Linked DNA regions of Homo sapiens: region 2 is linked to region 1. Evidence: chromatin contacts called from ENCODE Hi-C or POLR2A ChIA-PET data. All regions are on one chromosome and are shown on one strand. Each heading gives the region's core, a stretch centred on a gene start or an enhancer-like site at or near the end of the contact. The rest is flanking DNA. Distances are from core to core; before and after follow the strand shown.

Region 1 (2,951 bases), core at 365-2,864:
TGAGAATAGGACCTTCTTTCCTAGAGAAAGGCATTCTCTGTCTGAGTCATAACTGCTGTGCTCTCTGTGCAGGCACCTGGCTAGGAGAGTGAAGGCTTGAAGCCATGTGCTCTCATGTGATTGGCTGAATTACTTGGTCAAGAAACCAGAGTGGACCCTTAGCCAAGGTCAAGGGGCTGGCATAGCAGAGAAAAGGCAACGGCTTCATCAGATGGTTAGCAAGTTGAAAAATATGTATTTGCATTTGGGTTTGAAAATCAGGGTAAAATTTGTCAGAAGCCAGAGAAAAAATATACGGGTAGCCAGAGAACAAATACAGTGAGGAATGAGCAGAGCCCAGGGGCTGCAGTGCCATTTGTTGATACAAGGAAAAGAAAGTTAGACATAAATGTTTCCTCTCTGAGCTGATGTTGTTTAACCTGTGAGCATTTGGTGTACAACTTACAGATCTTGATACACCCTCATCCCTGAACTGAAGGCATCTGTTTGGCAATTAGAAGAAAGGTCTTAAGTATGCTTAGCTGGTATTACAGCACGCCACTGAGAAACTGCAGGGGAAAGAGAGACGTGGCTGTGTTCCTGAGGCCCACTTCTTGAAGTTTCCTCAAAGGTGGGAGACGCTGATTTCTTCCCAGAATCCTCTGGGCATCCCTGTGGCCAGAGATTTAGGAACCTTGCTTGCCACAGACTCAAAGCAGGAAGGCCACCACTTCCTAACCCCAGGGAGGAGGCTCTCAGTTGCTAGTGAGAGTGGAACAGAGGCTGCAGGTTCACCTGAATTGGCCATAGAGGGGAAGGCATGGATGAGAGGGGAGAAGGGCTGGCGTCTTCCCTTCTCAGTGGTTCCCTCTCCTTCACTTGCCTCCTTCTGGTCTCCTCCTTGCCTCCTCCTGCTGTTGGAGTGGATGAGCTGGGGGCCCACACCAGGGCTTGGCACGGCGGGAGGAGGGCATGGAGTTTCTCTAGACCTTGGCTTTAAGTAAGAGTGCTGACCAGGCTCTTAAACTGGGGATGTGGGCTAGTCCAGCTCACTAGAGTGGAGTCTTAGGTAATATTAAGGTAATGCATTTGTCCTGAGAGCATCCCTGTTTAACCTAACCGGCCTTTGAGCATCTTAGCAGGGACAGTGCCTGGCAAGAGTCTCAATGATGTTTCCATGTCTCATTTTTATTGATAAAGTCTGGCTTCAGAACCATCTTTCAGGTCACCTGACCACTTGCTTTCCTAGCACAGTGGCTGGCATCTACTAGGCATTAAATAACCATGGGTTATTATCATAATTAAAAACTAGATCAGTTTTCTAAAATAGGGTTAACCATTCTCAAACGTTTTGAATCTGGAGGACCTAAAAGAATCTGGGGTCGCATGAGTCACCAGTGAGGAACTGTATAGAAACTGATTTTGTTATTTTTGCTCCTGACAGATAGCTAAGCCCAGTGACTTCCTGAAAAACCCCACAGAGCGTTAGCAAAGGCCTTGGGAGAAGAACTAGGAACCCTGCCTCGTCCCTTGCTATGTTAGGCAGCAAACCCTGCTTTCCTTCGCCAGGAACAGCAACCCGACTGTGCTCCCTCTGCCAGAGTGGAGCTTCCCTGCAGAGTCAGGCAGGATGGGAACGGCAGATGTCAGCCAAATGGGGCTCTGTTTGAGTCACATCCTGGTAAATGCGTGTCAGAAGCAGGTGAGCGATGTTAAATTTCACACAAACAACAATCCAGATGAAAGGTGAGAGCACAGCAGCCTTGAGCTTTGTCTTTGTGCCCAGACCACTCTCTGCTGTGCAGAAAGAAAAGCCTCACGGAACTCTAGAACACCCGGGTCTGGAATTAGGGCGATGGGGACATGGGCATGCTCCTGTGAGTCCTGCTTCCACCGATGGTGAGACTTTGAGGCTCAAAAGAGTCAATAATTGCACAATGAGAATGTACATAATACCACTGAACTGTACATTTAAAAATGGCTAAAGCATGTGTATTTAGTAAAGACGGGATTTCGCCATGTTAGTCAGGCTGGTCTCGAACTTCTGACCTTGGGTGATCCACCTGCCTCAGCTTCCCAAAGTGCTGGGATTACAGGCATGCCGGGCATGGTGTCAGGCGCCTGTAATCCCAGCTACTTGGGAGACTGAGGCAGGAGAATCACTTGAACCTGAGAGATGGAGGTTGCAGCGAGCTGAGATCACGCCATTGTACTCCAGCCTGGGCAACAAGAGCGAAACTTCATCTCAGAAAAAAAAAAAAAAGTTAAATCAGTAAATGTCATGTTATGTGTATTTTACCACAGTTAAAAAAAAAACAAAAAACAGCAGCCAAGGTGGATAGCAAAGTACAAAACATGCAACAGCAATGACAGTAGCAGCAATGATTTGCACCCAGTTCTTAAGTGCAAGCAGCATAACGGGGAATTAAACAGCTCCCTGTCAAGGAAGGCTTGAGGAGAAGAAGGGCAAGCATGTGGAAGCCCCCTGTGAAGGCTCTCCCCATGCACACTTTCATCACTAGGGCCTTGCTCTGTGACTCTGACCTCTCTTCTTGCCCAGCATGGTCCCTGGGACCTAAGAGTCTGCCTTTCCTCACCAGAATACAGCCCCCCTCCAAGGCTGCAATTTTTCTCCAGGGGTCCTACCTGGGAGCTTAGCTGTCAACACCACCCTCTCAGATGCTCACCGCCTATGGCATCCTGCACCACTAAAGCTTGGGCAAACATCTTGCGCTTTCCTTTTCCTTAGTTAAGAGTATGATATTTGCAAAGGAACTTTACTAAAAACAAACAGGAATAGATGAAGAAATAATGACCCAAGTTACAAATTGCATAAGCAGAAAAGTAGCTCTACTATATTAAACACATAATCCTACATTCATCACAAAATTAAGTGCTTGACATACTCATTTTTAATTTTTGCAACACTCTGAAAGGACGTTGTTTTTGTGCTTCTTTGAGAATCAAGGGAG
Region 2 (3,291 bases), core at 517-3,016, 210 kb after region 1:
ACTCAAATACAGAACAAATGAGTAAAGAGCATTGCTAACTCTCAACAAATACTTTAAGTTCTTTCTTAACACTATGGGCTACAGAGGAGAAATAACCTTTATCCTTGAAGAATTTTATGATCTTGTATGGGAGACAAAACAAATTTGTGTGAACCAACTAGAGAATAATATAAAGCCACATATGACAACCTTGGATTAACCTCATTCTTATGGAGCTCCCTTTAAAATATTACTCACCTGAAACTCAAGAAAACCAGACTCGGCAATAAATGTAAAACCCAAGTCCCTCGGCCACATTTGCACTGAAATGTAAAATAAAGGGTTAGACAGGTACAATTTCCTTTGTAGTGATAAAATCCTCTGATTCTATTGCATAATCTCCAAAAGCAGGTCCAAACCGAATAATTTTTTTCCCCTGAAACTAGATTCCTCCCTGTTTAGTAGAGTCCCCATTTCCAATTTAGGACTTTGCCAACCCCATACAACTTCTTTGCACAAAATACCCCAAGATAAGGTCAAGGAGAAGGCCTTACATTATGTCAGCCCCATTATCTGAGCTTGAGAGCCTCCCTTGGCTCCGCCCTGTCTGGGCAATGCAGTGGGAGAGGGGACTGGGCTGGGGGTGGCCAGGTGGCTGTCTAGCCTGCCTGGTCACAAAGACCCCAGTGAGTGTGAGATGAGCACATGACAGGGGCTCCGGGCAGGTCAGACTTGACGCCTCACTTGACCCCACTGACAGCCAGAGTTTGATAAAGACATGATTGAGTTGAGGATTTCTTTCTGACAGTTTAATGGATGGCTATAATTAGGGGCCTGCTCTGAGGGTGTGGAAACACATAGACCCCATTGTAGGGAGGCTAAATGCTACAAAGGTCAAGGCCAAAATATGGTATGAAAGAAGCTCAACGTTTTCCAACACACAGGAGAAGTGAGTCAGTAGTGAAACGTGTTTACTAAGCATGATCAAGCATACCCATTTCTTTTCAGTTCCTGAGCCTGATGGTTGTCATCAGTGGTGGGTCTCTGAAGCAGAGTTTCAGTCCTTGTGGCTCCAGAGACTAGCACTCTAAAGGTGGAGTTGACAGGATAAACTTCCCACCTGATCTCAGAAAGCAACTGACTTTCTTTTCTTCTCCTGGAACCATCTCCCTGACTGAAAATAAGAATGACAACAATAACTGAGACATACACATTGAATTTTAATGTTAAATTTAAACAATATTTGTCAGTTTGTTTATGCTTCATTGTCAAAATAATGATTAATGAAAGTGGCTTTAAGCCCTAGATACTTTCTGGGATGTTTTAAAAGACTTCTTCTTGGAATAAAGGAGCCATGATGTGCCAGCCATAATAAGATCCAACTAACAACGAACAAAAAAAATACAGTGAGTAATGGCAATAATGTTCTCATTAAAGGAAAATACCTCACAACTTAGACAGAAACAGAGGGAATTAGTGAAACTCCATCCATTGAGGGCTCATAGGCTGCCCTTGGAAATACTCTTACCTGGTCACAGTACTAGTGAATTCATTTCCTGGTTAAGTTGGTAAGGTAGGCATCTTGAAAGACATTCATTAATCAAAGAATCAGATAATCCCAGGGCTGAAAAGGATTTTGGAGGCCCTAGAGTGCCAAAAGGCTGACCCACCTCTGCCGTATGGATTCTGATGAACAGAAGCTCTGACTCCTTTACACTGCCTATCCCAATCTGGGTAGCTATGAGTATTAACAAACTTGTCCCGATACAGTAGTCTCCCTTATCTGCAGTTTCACTTTCTACAGTTTTAGTTACCTGTGCTTAACCGCAGTCCAGAAATAGTAAATGGCAAATCTCAGAAATACACGTAAGTTTTAAATTGCATGCCCTTCTGAATGGCATGATAAAAATCTCATGCAGTCCTACTCCATCTCACCCAGGACGTGAATCATCCCGTTGTCTGGCATGTCCATGCTGTCTGCGCTACTCACCCATGAGTCACATAGGAGCCGTCTTGGTTATTAGATTGACTGTCATTTGTTTTGCAGTGCTTGTGTTCAAGTGACCCTTATTTTACTGAACAGTGGCTCCAAAGAACAAAAGTAGTGATGCTGGCCATTTGAACATGCCTAGGAGAAGCTGGGAAGTGCTTTCGTTAAGTGAAAAGGTGAGAGCTCTTGACTTAATAACGAAAGAATAAAAATTGCAATATTAAAGTTGCTGAGATCTACAGTGAGAATGAATTTTTTTACCTGTGAAATTGTGAAGAAGAAAAAAATTCATATAGTTTTGCTGTTGCACCCCAAACTTTATCATAGATATGTATGTATAGGAAAAAAACATAGTTGGGGTTGGTACTATCCTAGGTTTCAGGCATCCACTGGGTGTCTTGGAACATATTCCCTGTGAATAAGTGGGGACTACTGCATTGAGCTAAAATCTGTTTTTTTTTTTTGTTTGTTTGTTTTTTTAACCTCCCACTAATTGGTTCCATTCTACCAACTGGGGTCACATAGAACAAGGCTAAGTCCCTGTTACATATGTTACTAGGACTGGCTATGTAATTTGCAGGGCCCAGTGCAAAATGAGAATGTGGGGCCCATGTTAAAAATTACTAAGAATTTCAAGATGGTAACAGAGCATTAAGCCAAGGGTGGAACCCTTCTAACTGCAGAGCTCTGTGTGGCTTTACAGGTAAGCAACCCAGAAAGTTGGCGGCGTAGGGAACTTTCTGTTTTGTTTCTGAATGACTGGATTTGGTACAGTGTTAATAGAAGGAAACTATTTTTCCTCCACTTTGTGTTATAACTCTTTTTCAATTCCTTCTTCCTTCCTGCAGATCCCATGGAATATTCTGGTCTTTTGCATATATTAAAAGCCCAGTTCAATATTTTATTAAACTCCAAGCTGTCAATCACTACCTTTGCCCTGGCTGGGGCTGGGAAACTTGCAGAGACTTGCTTCTTTTCTTTGTTCTCCTGGCTGATCTACCTCCCACTCTTCATGTTGCTGTTGGCTCCTTCAGGGCTGGCCAGGGGTAGAAGGAGAAGGGCAGTGGATGGGAAAGGTCTTCCTTACTTGGTAGGCCCAGGTGTGATCCGGCGTTTAAGGGCTCTCTGAGCTGAGCACTCAAGTGCTCCTCTTTTCTTTCATGGGTACATCTCTGGGTTCTTCTAAGCTCCTCCTCTGGGGACTCTCAACTGCGGTTTTCTGGTGCAGGGATGCCTCCTTTGGCTAGAAGTTGATGACATTCGCCCAGCCCATGGCTGGTGGTTCACTGCAGTCTCCTTCTGCTGGGGTCATCCACCCTGCA

What was found. A loop is a pair of places that touch in the nucleus more often than their neighbours do. ChIA-PET counts read pairs that join two places held with the same protein, here RNA polymerase II (POLR2A). Pooled maps may share reads with other maps.
Region 2: a map of mammary epithelial cell shows a loop between it and region 1 (3-fold over the local background). The contact joins two enhancer-like sites. A Hi-C loop is called at or near these places in 3 of 168 maps with a recorded cell type or tissue (PC-3, mammary epithelial cell and sigmoid colon) and 3 of 50 pooled maps. POLR2A ChIA-PET finds 5 or more read pairs at or near these places in 1 of 52 experiments (naive thymus-derived CD4-positive, alpha-beta T cell).

Annotation. Positions count from the first base shown.
Region 1 is chr11:130,633,602-130,636,552 of GRCh38, forward strand. No RefSeq gene overlaps it. Among named protein-coding and RNA genes, the nearest start is that of MIR8052, 32 kb to the right of the region's middle. Within about 2 kb of position 1,615, at least 9 of the 41 ENCODE cell types and tissues checked have a DNase peak (open chromatin) inside an H3K27ac peak, as active enhancers do; they include PC-3 and mammary epithelial cell, where a contact is called at or near this core.
Region 2 is chr11:130,845,890-130,849,180 of GRCh38, forward strand. It overlaps LINC02551 (long intergenic non-protein coding RNA 2551), which reads right to left. Exons shown (of 6, transcript NR_125383.1): 4 at 974-1,153; 5 at 238-302. Among named protein-coding and RNA genes, the nearest start is that of LINC02551, 15 kb to the right of the region's middle. Within about 2 kb of position 1,767, at least 4 of the 41 ENCODE cell types and tissues checked have a DNase peak (open chromatin) inside an H3K27ac peak, as active enhancers do; they include PC-3 and mammary epithelial cell, where a contact is called at or near this core.